Regions from separate parts of the Homo sapiens genome. Here region 2 is linked to region 1. Evidence: read pairs that join two places in POLR2A ChIA-PET (ENCODE). Cell type or tissue: HepG2. All regions are shown on one strand.

Evidence for each region. ChIA-PET counts read pairs that join two places held together with the same protein. Peaks named below come from ENCODE experiments on the same cell type or tissue, not always from the same donor. Only the 100,000 strongest peaks of a DNase experiment are listed, where the experiment ranks them.
Region 2: POLR2A ChIA-PET joins it to region 1 with 6 read pairs; 6 of 35 experiments call an interaction of 5 or more read pairs at or near these places.

What each region holds. Positions count from the first base shown.
Region 1 is chr1:21,190,884-21,198,883 of GRCh38, reverse strand. No RefSeq gene overlaps it. Among named protein-coding and RNA genes, the nearest start is that of EIF4G3, 18 kb to the right of the region's middle. In HepG2, a CTCF peak has its summit at 3,528 (motif pointing right); DNase peaks (open chromatin) are centred at 3,543 and 5,923; H3K27me3 peaks cover 382 bases.
Region 2 is chr1:21,009,803-21,017,802 of GRCh38, reverse strand. All of the region lies in intron 4 of EIF4G3 (eukaryotic translation initiation factor 4 gamma 3), which reads left to right. Among named protein-coding and RNA genes, the nearest start is that of MIR1256, 25 kb to the right of the region's middle. In HepG2, no CTCF peak of the experiment used is centred here; a DNase peak (open chromatin) is centred at 4,092.

The DNA.
Region 1 (8,000 bases):
CTTCCTCAGTGATCTTGCTCCTTCCCCCTTTCCACAGCACCAAAACTCTGCCTAGTACGTTTGGCAGATCCTATGTGAGAGTTTCTTGCCCCTTTCCCAAAAGTAGGAACCTCGTAATGGTATTGGCATACAATCCTGGGTCGAGGATAGTTTTCCATCCCTCCCTCTTCTCCCAGCTGCAGTGGGTCTTCACATGTGCCCTGGGGGTGAAGGTTCACTGCCATTTCCCTGCAGCCTAACACTTGTGTTCTACAAGGGGAAAGGGCCTTGTTGAGGCTGAGACCTCCCTGCATTCCTGCAGCAGCAGCCCCTTCCTGCTGCCAGACCTGCATCTGATGGTGCAGAAATACAGATGCAAAGTGGCCACCTCTCTAACTTCAGTGGTGAAGACTGTATAGTTAGTTGTGAGATAGTGGGAGACCATAAAATAAGGTTGCCATGGTCATTCGCTGGCTTGTTCTGGGTGATGATACAGTCAGTTCATTATGAGATATGAGGGAAAGTAAGTTCTGGAATAAACTCCCGTGGTGCTGTGGTGAGACACAATCTATTTTTACCTAAGGAATAATACCTTGAGCTAATATAATAGGAAAGTAACTAGTTCCTGATTATTAGCCACGCATATGACTTTAAGCAATGGATAAACTGCAGCTGAGACTTACACGGATGAGATATTGCAGGATCCCAAGCGACTTCTGAATTCTCAAACGGCTTCCAGTTCTTTGGCTTGCTGTCTTCACTCACTTATTCATTCAACTAATATTCAGAACCTACCATGTGCTAGGAATTGTGCTAGGTGTTGGGAATACAACATGGAATGAGATAGGGTTCTTGTTAGTTATGAAGTAAGGTTGGGCCGGAACTGGTGGCTCACGCCTGTAATCCCAACACTTTGGGAGGCCAAGGCAGAAGGACAGCCAGGAATTTGAGACCAGCTTGGTCAGCATAGTGAGGCCCCGTCACTATAAAAAAATTAAAAATAAGCAAAAGGCAGTCACCAGACAAGTAACTACAATTCCAAAGAATACTCTAAAACTGGAAGTGCAGGGCAATATAAAAGTGTATTTCTGGACTGGGTGGGGTGGCTCACACTTGTAATCCCAGCACTTTGGGAGGCCAAGGCGGGTGGATCACGAGGTCAAGAGATCGAGACCATCCTGGCCAACATGGTGAAACCCCGTCTCTACTAAAAATACAAAAAAATTAGCTGGGCATGGTGGCATGCGTCTGTAGTCCCAGCTACTCGGGAGACTGAGGCAGGAGAATTGCTTGAACCCAGGAAGCGGAGGTTGCAGTGGGCCAAGATTGCACCACTGCACTCCAGGCTGGTGACAGAGGGAGACTCCGTCTCAAAAAAAAAAAAGTATCTCTGCCAGTTGTAGTGGCTCATACCTGTAATCCCAATACTTTGGGAAGTCAAGGTAGGAGAACCACTTGAGGCCAGGGGTTCAAGACCAGCCAGTACAACATAGGGAGACCCCCGTCTCTACAAAATCTTTTTAAAATATTAGCCAGGAATAGTGGCATGCACCTATGATCCCAGCTACACAGAAGGCTGAAGTGGGAGAATCACTTAAGCCTGAGAGGTTGAGGCTGCAATGAGCCATGATCACACCATTGCACCCCAGCCTGGGTGAAGAGTGAGAACCTATCTCAAAAATTAAAAAAAAAAAAAGTGTATCTCAGCCAGGCATGGTGCCTCACACCTGTAATCCCAGCACTTTGGGAGGCCAAGGCAGGTGGACCACGAGGTCAGGAGTTCAAGACCAGCCTGGCCAAGATGGTGAAACCCCGTCTCTACTAAAAATACAAAAATTAGCCAGGCGTGGTAGTGGGGGACTGTAATCCCAGCTACTCGGGAGGCTGAGGCAGGAGAATTGCTTGAACTTGGGAGGCAGAGGTTGCAGTGAGCCAAGATCGTGCCACCGCACTTCAGCCTGGGGGACTGAGTGAGGCTCCATCTCAAAAAAAAAAAAAAAAAAAAAGAAAAAGAAAAAAAAAGTGTATCTCTAGGGAAGTACCTTTAAACTGAGACTTGAAGAACAAGTAGGAATTTTCTAGGTGTGCCAGGCAAAGGGAACAGCATTTGTAACGCCGAATTAGGAAGAGGCTTGGACATATGCAAGCAACTGGAAGAAGGCCCAGTGCAGCTGAAGATGATGGAGAGAGGGGGGATGGAGAGAGAGAGAGGCAGGGGCCATTCGCTGCATCCTACGGGTCATAAGAGGACGACTGGACTTTATCCTGAGAGCAATGGGAAGCTACTGGGGAGTATAGGCAGGGAGCGAGTCACATGATTAGTTTGGGTCTTTGAAAAGCTGTTCAGCAGGCTGCACAGAGAATGGATCGGAGGAGAGCCAGAGTGGAAATGGGGAGAACAGTCAGGAAGCAGAGAAAAAAGGGGAGCATGGCACATCCAGGGCAGCAGGGAGACTGAACCTCAACCCTTTTTTATTTTACTTTTGTATTTTTATTTATTTATTTATTTATTTATTTAGATGGAGTTTCGCTCTTGTAGCCCAGGCTGGAGTGCAATGGCGCCATCTCAGCTCACTGCAACGTCCGCCTCCTGGATTCAAGCGATTCTCCTGCCTCAGCCTCCTGAGTAGCTGGGATTACAGGTGTCCACCACCATGCCCAGCTAATTTTTATGTGTATATATATATATTTTTTTTTCTTTTAAATTAGAGTCGGGGTTTCACCATGTTGGTCAGACTGGTCTCGAACTCCTGACCTCAGGTGATCCACCTGCCTCAGCCTCCGAGTTAGAATTACAGGCATGAGTCACCATACCCAGCCAACTCTTTTATTTATTTATTTATTTATTTTTATTTTTTTCAAGACAGAATCTTACTCTGTCACCCAGGCTGGAGTGCAGTGGCATCTCAGCTCACTGCACCCTCCACCTCCAGGGTTCAAGCAATTCTCCTACCTCAGCCTCTCCAGTAGCTGGGATTACAGGCGCCTGCCACCATGCCCAGCTAACTTTTGTACTTTTAGTAGAGACGGGGTTTCACCATATTGGCCAGGCTGGTCTCAAAGTCTTGACCTCAGGTGATCTGCCCGCCTTGGCCTCCGAAGTGCTGGGATTACAGGAGTGAGCTACTACACCCAACCTATTTATGTATTATTTTTTTGAGACAAGGTCTCGCTCTGTCACCCAGGCTGGAGAACAGTGTTGCAATCACGGCTCACTACAGCCTCAACCTTCTGGGCTCAAGCAATCCTCCTGCCTCAGCCTCCTGAGTAGCTGGGACCGCCTGGCTAATTTTTTAGTTGTTATAGAGATGAGGGTCTCACCATGTTGACCAGTCTGGTTTTGAAGTCCTGGGTTTAGGCAATCCTCCCACCTTGGCCTCCCAACGTGCTGGAATTACAGTGTGAGCCACCATGCTTGGCTGCCTCAACCTCTTGTACCATTTCCATTTTTTTTCCCAGAGCACTAAGGCAAAAACTTTGTTCTACAGAGGAAGCGTGCTGGGAAGTTCAGGCAAGCTGTTTCTTGCTAGTTTCAAGATTTACCACCAGAGGGCAGAAAAACCCAAAGAGACGCTTGGAATAGGCCCCGGGTCCACCTCCTGGAGACCGAATCCTGGGATGCAGACAGCTGAAGGGCGTACCCTCTCCTTGCCCAGTGAGATGGCTGACTCGGGCTGACAGGAGCCAGTCTTTCTGTTTTTTAGATGTTGGTTAGAAGGCAGTGAGTAAGCTGAAGGAATTCTGGACTGGGTGCCTGAAAATGTGAGTTCTAGTTCTTGCCCCTCAGTTTCCTGACTTGGGCAAGTTACTTCACATTTCTCAGCTCCTGATATCTGCAAGAATGGAGCTGATAATCCCTGCCCCACGCCCTTGGCCCTAAGTTCAGAAGGAGACTGAGTAATGTGTTCAGAATCTGGTGTTTGAGTGACCTGGGTTTAAACCCCACCCCAACTATAAACTAGTTCTATAAACTTCATCAAGTGACTTCGTTTTTTCTTTTTTTTTTTCTTTTAAAGACCATCTCACTCTGTCACCCAGGCTGGAGTACAGTGGCGTGATCTCAGCTCACTGCAACCTCTGCCTCCTGGGGTCAAGCGATCCTCCCACCGTAGCCTCCCAAGTAGTTGGGACTACAGGCACATGCTACCAAGCCCAGCTAATTTTTGTATTTTTGGTAGAGACAGGGTTTCACCATTTTGCCCAGGCTGGTCTTGAATTCCTAGGCTCAAGTGATTCTCCTCTCCTCAGCCTCCCAAAGTGCTGGGATTACAGGTATGAGCCACCACGCCCAGCCTTCAGAGCTGCAGTTTCCCTTTTTGTTAAATGGGAATTCTAACACATCTTTTGCATATTTTTAAATTGTAAATGAGATAATGTCTATGAAGTACTTAGCACAGTTGCTGGCACGTAATAATTGTTCAATATATGTTTATTATTCACATAGAAATTTAAGAAATTTAACTCACTTATTAAGTGCTTACTTAATGGATTTCTGGGACTGGAGTTCTGCTGGCAATTTCTTTTGTAGCTTTTAACAAGATTCCTTCCCTTTTCTGAGCCCCAGTTTCTCCAACAGAAAAATAAGGGGTTACCATCAATCAATGAGTGGATAAAGAAATACACACACACCACACACACACACACACACACACACACACACACACACACACACACAATAGAATACTACTCAGCCATAAAAAAGGAAAGAATTAATGGCATTCACAGCAACCTGGATAGGATTGGAGACCATTATTCTAAGTGAAGTAACTCAGGAATGGAAAACCGAACATCGTATGTTCTCACTCATAAGTGGGAATTAGGCTACGAGGATGCAAAGGCATAAGAATGACACAATGGACTTTGGGGACTCAAGGGGAAAGGATGGGAAGGGAGTGAGGGATAAAAGACCACAAATTGGGTTCAGTGTATACTTCTTGGGCGATGGGTGTACCCAAATCTCACAAGTCACCACTAAAGAACTTACTCATATAACCAAATACCACCTGTTTCCTAAAAACGTATGGAAATAAAAAATTTCTAAAAAAAAGAAAGAAAGAAAAAGGGCTGGGCTTGGTGGCTAACACCTGTAATCCCAGCACTTTGGGAGGCCGAGGTGGGTGGATCACAAGGTCAAGATATAGAGACCATCCTGGCCAACATGGTGAAACCCCGTCTCTACTAAAAATACAAAAATTAGCTGGGCATGGTGGCGCGCGCTTGTAGTCCCAGCTACTCGGGAGGCTGAGGCAGGAGAATCACTTCAACCCGAGAGGCGGAGGTTGCAGGGAGCCGAGATTGTGCCATTGCACTCCAGCCTGATGACAGACCGAGACTCCGTTTAAAAAAAGAAAAAGAAAAAGAAAAAGAACAGGTTAGATTAGACTGGATACTCATAGGAGCCCCTCCAGCTCTGACATTCAGGCTGCTTCTCTTCCTCTCTTTCTCCCTCCCAGTCTTCTACTTACCCATCAATTACCCATTCCTTCAACAATTATAAACTGAGTATCTACTAGTCCAGGTACAGGAAACAAAACCGACCCACATCAAAACAGGTGTAATCAACGGAAGCCAGGCCTTTGGAAGTGTATTTGTTCAAAGCCTTTATCGTCTTTTCTCCAGCAATCAATCCTTGTAGGTTATTTCATGTTTGGAACAGGAAAAAATTGTGCCAAGAGTTTATTTCCATGCATCTCTGTGTGACCATGTACACACAGGAGCACACACACACATTTATATATAACATTTGCAGCAGTGTTGTCATGGGAACCATTTTTTGGTGTCTCTAGGCATGAGGGATGCCTGCGAGTGGAGGAGCTTTTATGGAACACCCCCTGCATGCACTTTTGTATGGCATGAAATCCCGCTGGGATAGTTGCCCCAAGAGCCTTGGTCGGCCCTTTTGATCATCGCTGCCTATTTTTCTCATTGATCTTGTCAAATGTGAGTGAATTTGACTGAGGGAGCTGAAGGTCAAACTTGGTGACTGGCAGAGCAAGATCCTCTGGGACATTTGCCAACAGAGTGGTCTGGATAAGTCAGCTTGGGCTTTTTGTCTTTTGAAACCCTTGATTTGGGGATGTTTAAAGGTTTGGGGAAGACTTGGATGGAAAGACAAAAGCAACCAGGGGTGTATTTTCAGAAACGACAGCTGCAGCAGCCGCTTTTGAACTTGGTGGGCAGTGCCAGAGTGGGGAGGGGGCAGAATGGCAGCAGGAGAGTGAGGAAGGGAGTCACTGTCCCCCAAGCATCTCCTCTGGACCTGGCCCCATCCCGAGTGCTTTGCATATGTTATCTCCTCTAATTCTCAAATCAGCTCTGTAAGATAGACGTTGTTGTTCTTAGCAGGAAACTGGAATATGGAGAGGAAAAGGAACTCAGCCAGGAAGCTGCAAAGCTCAGATTCCAACCCAGGTTGGGCTGGACTCCAGAGCCTGGGCTTTGCCCACTATTCAGTGTCACTGGACAACTTTCTGCAGCTTGGTTTTCCTTTACTTCTAGGCCAGAAATAGGGTGAGCGGTCAGGGAATGGCAGTCCAGAGATTCAAGTCCTGACAAACCCAAAGTCACTGTGGCAGATCCAGCCATGGGCGGCTATGAGGATGACCAAACTGAGTGTATGCGAGGTGTTACATTCACCTTGAATACAAGAGCTGGCTCAAGTCTTGGTTTTGTTAGGGCTTACTGCACACAAGGCACTTTCTCACTTACTCATTACGAAGTCTTATGAGGCCGGGCGCAGTGGCTCACGCCTGTAATCCCAGCACTTTGGGAGGCCGAGGCAGGTGGATCACGAAGTCAGGAGATTGAGACCCTCCTGGCTAACACAGTGAAACCCCATCTCTACTAAAAATATAAAAAATTAGCCGGGTGTGGTGGCAGGCACCTATAGTCCCAGCTACTCAGGAAGCTGAGGCAGGAGAATGGCGTGAACCTGGGAGGCGGAGGTTGCAGTGAGCTGAGATTGCGCCACTGCCCTCCAGCCTGGGTGACAGAGCGAGACTCCATCTCAAAAAAAAAAAACAAACAAAAAAAAAAAAACCAATGTCTTATGAGATCAATGCTATCATTATCGTTACTATAATGCAGATAAAGAGACTGAAGACCGGGCGCAGTGGCTCACGCCTGTAATCCCAGCACTTTGGGAGGCCGAGGCGGGCGGATCACGAGGTCAGGAGATCGAGACCATCCTGGCTAACACGGTGAAACCCCGTCTCTACTAAAAATACAAAAAAAATTAGCCGGGTGTGGTGGCAGGCTCCTGTAGTCCCAGCTACTCGGGAGGCTGAGGCAGGAGAACGGCGTGAACCCGGGAGGCAGAGCTTGCAGTGAGCCGAGATCGCGCCACTGCACTCCAGCCTGGGCGACAGAGCAAGACTCTGTCTCAAAAAAAAAAAAAAGAAAAGAAAAAGAGACTGAAGAAGGCCAGGTGCAGTGGCTCACACTTGTAATCCCAGCACTTTGGGAGGCTGAGGCGGGAGGATCGCTTGAGCCCAGGAGTTCAAGATCAGCCTGGGCAACATGACAAAACTCCTGTCTCTACCAAAAATACAAAAATTAGCCAGGCATGGTGGCATGTGCCTACAGTTCCAGCTATTTAGGAGGCTAAAGTGGGAGGATCACCTGAGCTCAGGAGGGCAAGGCTGCAGTGAGCTGTGATCATGCCACTGCATTCCAGCCTGGGCAACAGAATGAGACCCTGTCTAAAAAAAAAAAAAAAAAAAAAAAAAAAGACTGAAGTAGAGAGAGATTAAATGTTTTGCTCAAGGTCACACAGCTAGTGAGCTGAGATTTGAACCCAAGCAACCTGCCTCAAGAGCCTGAGCTCCTAACCACTGTGTCTTTCTGGCCATGAGTTAGAGCTGGGTGTGAGTTAGAGCTGGGTGTGGGTTAGAGCTGGGTGTGAGTTAGAGCTGGGTGTGGGTTAGAGCTGGGTGTGAGTTAGAGCTGGGTGTGGGTTAGAGCTGGGTGTGGGTTAGAGCTGGGTGTGGGTTAGAGCTGGGTGTGGGTTAGAGCTGGGTGTA
Region 2 (8,000 bases), 180 kb after region 1:
ATTTTGGAGAATTACATTATTTACAGGTTCAGCATTCCTAGTCTGAAAATCTCAAGTGCTCCAATGAGCTTTTTAAATTTTTTTGTTTCATGCCAACTCTCACAAATTTACAGATTTTGGAGCATTTGGATTAAGGACACTAAACTTCTTTTTTTTTTTTTTTTTTTTTTTTTTTGAGACGGAGTCTTGCTCTGTCATCCAGGCTGGAGTGCAGTGGCACGATCTTGGCTCACTGCAAGCTCCACCTCCTGGGTTCACGCCATTCTCCTGCCTCAGCCTCCCGAGTAGCTGGAACTACAGGTGCCCGCCACCACGCCCAGCTAATTTTTTGCATTTTTAGTAGAGACGGAGTTTTGCCATGTTGGCCAGGATGGTCTCGATCTCTTGACCTCGTGATCCACCCACCTCGGCCTCCCAAAGTGCTGGGATTACAGGCGTGAGCCACTGCGCCCGGCCAAGGACACTAAACTTCTAACTCCCCATTATCTCCTCTCCCCATCCCTTGCCAACCACAATTTTATTTTCTTTCTCTGTGATTTGCCATGGTGTCGGTACCTCATAGAAGTGGAATCAAACAGTATTTGTTTTCTTGTGACTGGCTTATTTCATTTAGAATAATGTCCTCAAAGCTCATCCATGTTGTAATGTGTGAGAACTCGCTTCTTTTTAAAGGATGAATAATATTTTTTTGTATGTATGTGCCACATTTTGCTTGTCCATTCATCTGTCAGTGAACACTTGGGCTGCTCCTACCTTTTTAGCTATTGTGAATAATGCTGATATGAACATGGGTGTGGAAATATTTATTGTTTTGTTTCGTTTTGTTTTGTTTTTTAAATGAGAGTCTCGCTCTGTCACCAGGCTGGAGTGCAGTGGCGTGATCTCGGCTCACTGCAACCTCCGCCTCCTGGGTTCAAATGATTCTCCTGTCTCAGGCCCCCGAGTAGCTAGGACTACAGGTGCACACCACCATGCCCAGCTAATTTTTATATTTTTTAGTAGAGATGGAGTTTCACCGTATTGGTCAGGCTGGTCTTGAACTCCTGACCTCAGGTCTTGAACTCTTGACCACCTATCTCGGGCTCCCAGAGTGCTGGGATTACAGGCATGAGCCACCGTGCCCGTCCTTTTATTGTTTTTTTTTAAGACAGGGTCTCATACTGTCACCCATGCTGGAGTGCAGTGACGCGATCATGGCTCACTGTAGCCTTGACCTTCAGCCTCTGGAGTAGCTGAGACTACAGGAGTACATCACCACACCCAACTAATTATTTATTTTTGGTAGAGTTGAGTCTCACAGTGTTGACCAAGTTGGTCTCCAATTCCTGGGCTCAAGTAATCCTTCCACCTCCACCTCTCAAAGTGTTGGGATTACAGGTATGAGCCACCACACCTGGCCACAAGTATCTTTTTTAAGAGTCTGCCTCATTTCCTCCCTTACTGCCTTTTGTTGTGCTTAGTTGAGTTTTTGTAGTGACACATTTTGATTCTCTTTTTGTTTCATTTTATGTGTAGTCTACAGAATTTGTTTGGGATGATTATCAGAGGGATTTCATGTAAAATCATGAAGTTATAAATATGTATTTTAAGGTGATAATAATTTAACATCAGTTGGTTACAAAAACCGTACTTCTTTTCACCTCAGGCCTCTCCAACTTTGTTATTGATGTCACAAATCGCATCTTTATATAGTGTGTGCCCTTAGATTTTTATGCTTTTGTCTGTTAAAATCCTGTAAAAGAATAAAAACTGGACTTATGAACCAAAATTTTAATAATAGAGGCTTATATATTTGTCCATGTATTTATCTTTGCTGGAGAACTTTATATTTTCATACGGTTTTTAGTTACTGTCTAGTTCCCTTTCTTCTCAATTTGAAGAATCTTTGGTCATTTCTTGTAGGGCATGTCTTATGGTAATGAACTTTCTCAGCTTATTAATTTCATTAATTTAAAATTTGGGAATGTCTTAATTCTTCCCTCATTTTTGAATTAAAATTTTGCTGGATATAGAATTCTCATGTGATAGGGTTTTTTTTTTTTTTTTCTTTCCTTTCAGCATGTTGAATAATGTCATTCTACTACCTTCTGGTCTGCAAGTTTCTGCTGATAATCTTATTGAGGATCCCTTGCTTGTCATGATTCAGTTTGATCTTGCTGCTCTCGAAATTCTTTTCCATTGTTTTTTACCTTAAAAATTTGTTTTTTGTATAGACAGGTTCTTGCTGTGTTCCCCAGGCTGTTCTTGAACTCCTGTCTTGATCCCTCCAAAGTGGTGCAATTACAAGCATGAGCCACTGTACCTAGCCTGTCTTTTACTTTTGACATTTTGAATATGTGTTTCCATGTGGGTCTCTTTGGTTTTTTTTCCTATGTGGGGTTCATTGAGTATCTTGCTATCATATATCCATGTCTTCAAATGTGGGAAGTTTTCCCCCATTATTTTTTTTGAAATAATCTTTCTGTTCCTTTTCCTCTCTCTTCTTCTGTAATGTGAATATTGATTTGCTTGATGGTGTCTCATAAGTCCCTTCGGTTCTGTTACCTTTTCTTTATTCTTTTTAATTTTTGCTTCTCAGACTGGATTATTTCAAATAACTTTTCATTAAGTTCACTAATTCTTTGTTCTGTTATTAGAGACTGCTTTTGTACTCTTCTAGTGAATTTTTCAATTCAGTTATTTTTTCAGCTCCAGAATTTGTTTCTTTTCTTCCCCCCCTCCTTTTTTTTTTAAACTATTTCTATCTCTTTGTTAATATTCTCTATTTATGTATCTTTTTTCTGATTTCATTTAGGTCTCTCCTCCCCCCCACCACCTTTCTTTAGCTTATTGAGTGTATTTAGGACAGTTTAAAAGTCTTTGTCTAGAGGCTGGGCATGGTGGCTCACGCCTATAATCCCAGCACTTTGGGAGGCCAAGGCAGGCAGATCACTTGAGATCAGGAGTTCAAGACCAGCCTGGCCAACATGGCAAAAACCCCGTCTCTACTAAAAATACTAAAACTAGCCGGGTGTGGTAGTGCATGCCTCTTATCCCAGCTACTAGGGAGGCTGGGCAGGAGAATTGCTTGAACCCAGGGGACAGAGGTTGCAGTGAGCCAAGATTGTGCCACTGCACTCCAGCCAGGGTGACAGCATAGGACTCCATACCAAAAAAAAAAAAAAAAAGGTGTTTGTCTGGAGCTGAAAGCCATTATCCTAACTGAACTAACACAGGAACTGAAAACGAAATACTGCATCTTGTCACTTACAAGTGGGAGCTAAACACTGAGTACACATGGATGCAAAGAAAGGAACAACAGACCTTGGGGCCTACTTGACGATGGATGGTGGGAGGAGGGTGAGAATCAAAAAATTGCCTACCAGATACTGTGCTTATTACCCAAGTGACAAAATATCTGTACACACGCAACCCCTGTGACACACAATTTACCTGTTTAACAAAGCTGCACATGCACTCCTGAACCTAAAATAAGAGTTAAAAAGAAATAAAAACCAAATACCCCAGGAACTTGTCTTTAACTTTTGAACTGGGCCAGACAACCACAATCACAACATCCTTGAAAACAGCTGAATTATGCCAGCGCCTCCACCGGTGATAATTCTTTCAGAACAACAACAACTTGTTTTGTTTTGAGATGGAGTCTCGCTTTGTCACCCAGGCTGGAGTGCAGTGGCATGATCTCGGCTCACTGCAGCCTCCACCTCCCAGGTTCAAGCAATTCTCTTGCCTCAGCTCCCAAGTAGCTGGGATTATAGGCACCCACCACCATGCCCAGCTAATTTTTATATTTGTAGTAGAGACGGAGTTTCACCATGTAGGCCAGGCTGGTCTCGAACTCCTGATCTCAGGTGATCCACCCACCTCAGCCTCCCAAAGTGCTGGGATTACAGGCATGAGCTACTGTGCCCAGCCTATTTCTATACTTTATGATATTTGTTCAAAGTCGAGCACTTAAATAGCCAGCTGTTCTAATCTTTGTGGACTGATTCCATGATGGGTAACATCAGGAGTATCAGCCTGGTGTGAAGGCTTAAGGTCTTGTTGACCTTTTCTGTGTTTGTATATTCACTGGGCCTATGTGAACACTTTTCCCCAGATTCCTGGGATGTATCAGTGCTTTTAGCTGCCTTGATCTAAGAGTGGCATGTTAGATGTTCTGTTGTGTTCCTCTGCCCTTTGTCTTTTGTCCCTCTAGCACTGGCAGATCGGTGACATCCCTGTAGCTCTCAACTAAGCCACTCTTCCCATCCGAACTTTGCATCAGGTGAAACAGTAATCAGTCCCATGAGCAGCACCCCCAGACAAGCCAGAACGATGCAAACAAGTTCCACTCTTTTCCTTCTGTCATGATGGAGCATCTTAGAATTAGGTGGATTCCTCCCAACTTGGCCTCAATGAGGAGGGATTGGAGCAAGGGCAACCTCTAAATATACATACATATATACATTAAAAAAATTTTTTCTGTGGCTGCCTTACAAATTATTGTTCTTTATTTTAATATTTTAAAAAATTTCCTATATTGTTTTGAGTGTGGCTTTTTCTCGATGGGGCATTTAGTTGGCTGCCGCAGATTCTTAACTGCTTGAGAGAGTTTGCGTCTGGTTGAAATTATTACACAGTTGAGTTGGCAGCTTCTTTCACACTGTGATCCCTCCCAGATTCTGCCGGCTTCCTTCCCTGAGGGCCCCTCTGAGATATAGTCAGGGATAGCTTCCCTGGACTCTAGCTGGAGAATGTGAGTGCTTACAAAGCTCTTCTTGCTACTGCTTCTACTTTCATATTCCGCACTAAATCTGCTTTAGTTCTAGGTAAGGTTAAATCCTTCTCCTGTAATCTGGATTTTCAGTTTTTTCAGTGGGAATGTGTGTTCGGAGGCGGGTTTTCCTGCTTTTACACTTGGGGAACTCACGGTTTCTCACCTGTCTTGTGGAATTTACAGCGGCGTGCCACTTCTTTTAGAGGATCTGTGGATTCTTTCTGTTTTCCCGATATGTTCCTATGGTGGTTCTTGGCACAAAAGTCCATGGTGTGAATCTCCACATGTTGTTCTGTCCATCCAAGTGGGAGCTGCACGTTAATCCTGTCTCCTATCCGCCATCTTCCTCCCTACTTTTTGTTGGTCTGGACAGGGAGCTTGTTTGTTCAGTCACAAAAGTTTATTCTTTGTGAATCCTATTGGCTTCTGTTCTCCAGTTCTCCAGGTTCTTACCGGTTTCTTGAGTTTTTACAAAGGTACTTTGGTCGGTATGTTGTTCACTTGGTGTTTTCATTGGGTGATGTGGACCTGGATCATCGTAGTCTGTTATCTTGGTGATGTCCTGTGTTTTTGAAGCAGATACACATGTTTTTGAAGCAAAAAGTGTCCTGCTTTATGAAGCAGATATGCATCAATAGAATTTTTGCTACTTCTCTTATTTCAAGCATTTTATTGCAGTGGGATTTGAAATGTGCACTAATTATACAGACTTGGGGAAAAAATTTCTCATGAGGTTGCAGGTGCCTCTAAGCAATGTGAATGGAAAACCATTTTAGGGTCACAATAAAATAATGTGCCATACCTGTGGAAATATGGAATAGTAAACGACTGTCCCGAAACCCTTAGGAATGAGAATGTTGGATTTTTTTTTAAGACAAAAACTTAAGGATGGATAATGTAAATGTTTAATAATTAAATAGCAAGAGGTAAAGGAGGAAAACTTTTAGTTCTAATATCAATATAGGCCAGTGTTCTCAAACTTTTATACTTCAGGATCCCTTTATACTCTTAAATAGAACTCTTTGGGCTTCTCAATCCTATGTGCATTGTATCTACTAATAAAAATGTCTGCCACATACCCATGTGTATAAGCATAGTTTATCCTTCTTTCAAGTAAAATGGCATTGCAAGAAAAAGTGGCTAGTTCAGTTTATAACTCTAATGGTGTTACAAGTGCTTTTCCTTAGTACTACTAATTTACCTCTGAACTGTTTTATGTCTTCTCACTTGATCAATACAGTATACTAAAAAGACATGCTAAATTTTGTTAGTTTACTGTTTTATTTATATAACATTCTTTAAATGACCAAATTATAGAGATGGAGGATAAATTTGTGGTTGTCAAGGGAGAGGAGTGAGGCAAGAAGGAAGATATTTGTGGCTATTAATAGGGTAGGTAGGGTAGGGTAATACCACAGATCCTTGTCAAGGAATATTTTGTATTTTGACTGTAATGGTGGTTATATGAATTTATACATGTGATAAAATTGCATAGAACTAAATATACACACAGATGTGCATGCATCTGTAGTGAAACTCAGGAAATCTGAATAAGGTTGATGGATTGTATCGATGTGGTTTTTCTGGCTGTTGTACTGTACTGTAGTTAGATATTACCATTAGGGAAACTAGATGAAGAGTATATGGGAGCTCTGTTTTATTTCTCAAATTCCGTGTAAATCTATAATTATTTCAACTTAAAAAGTGATACATTCTGTTACAGAAGTGACATTCTTTTGTCAATTACCTGTAGAATAAGAAAAATTGAAAAGTTAAATAAAGAAGTGACATTCTTAAGAACTGGCTTTTTTTTTTCTTTCCTTTTTTTTTTTTTAAAAAAAAGTTTAATTTGTCGTGAAGGCTTAGGGATGAAGAATACAATGACTATCATTGCCTTGGTTTTCACTAAGTATATGTAAGATTTACTTAGTGAAATCTCAGATTTCCTGAGTATATATTTAAGATTTACTAGTAGCTACATCCACCTTGCTTTTCTATCATTGTTGAAAATATCAGCACAGGCCTGTGACATCTTAGTATTTATTTTACGAAAATATTTCACCTCCCACACCTGCTTTAATAGCATTACAGAGATGCCCAGGACTCTGTGGACCACACTGTGATAATCAGTAGCTTAAAGCTTCAGTCTTTATTAGCTGAGGAAAACAAGTGCTATGCTTAAGACTGTGTAGGAAATTCAGTGATAGGTCTCTGTCACTGTCTCCAGCGTTTTATATTGTGGTCTTGTTTGTTGGATATTATTGTACTTCTATGAAAGTAGAGTTGCAGAAGTTTAGAGTGATATAAAATATAGAACTCATAAAAGCAAAACATGGGAATTAACAGTTTGCTATACCTGTGTTGTGCAGTATGTTAGCCATGGGCTATGTATGTGGCTATTTACATTCTAAGGATTAAAATGTATATAAATACAATTTAAATGGAAATCAGTGGTTATAGAGTTTGTTTTTTGCAAGAAGAAAAAGTTCTAGACATCTGTTGTACTATGTGCATATAGTTAACAGTACTGTATACTTAGTGGTTAAGATAGTAAATTTTGTTACATGTTTTCTTTTTTCTTTTCTTTTTCTTTCTTTTTCTTTTTCTTTTTTTTTTTTTTTTTTGAGACAGAGTCTTGCTCTGTCACCCAGACTGGAGTGCAGTGGCACTATCTCAGCTTACTGCAACCTTCGCCTCCTGGGTTCAACTGATTCTTCTGCCTCAGCCTCCCGAGTAGCAGGGACTATGGGCGCAAGCCACCATGCCTGGCTAATTTTTGTATATTGGCCAGGCTGGTCTCGAACTCCTAGACCTCGTGATCCGCCTGCCTTAACTTTCCAAAGTGCTGGGATTACAGGTGTGAGCCATCGTGCCAGGCCTTGTTACATGTTTTCTACCACAAAATTTAAATTGAATAAAATTCATTTAAATAAACATTTATTTTTTCAGTTTCATCAGTCACATTTCAAGTGTTCAGTAGCCACATGTGGCTAATAGCTACCATTTTAGAGAGAGTAAATATGGAACATTTATAATTATCCCAGAAAGTTCTATTTGCATTGGTTGTGTAGCACTTAAGAAGACAGTTTTCAGCTGGGTGGGGTGGCTCACGTCTGTAATCCCAGCACTTTGGGAGGCCGAGGCGGGCAGATCACAAGGTCAGGAGTTTGAGACCAGCCTTGCCAATATGGTGAAACCCCGTCTCTACTAAAAATAGAAAAATTAGCAGGGTGTGGTGGCA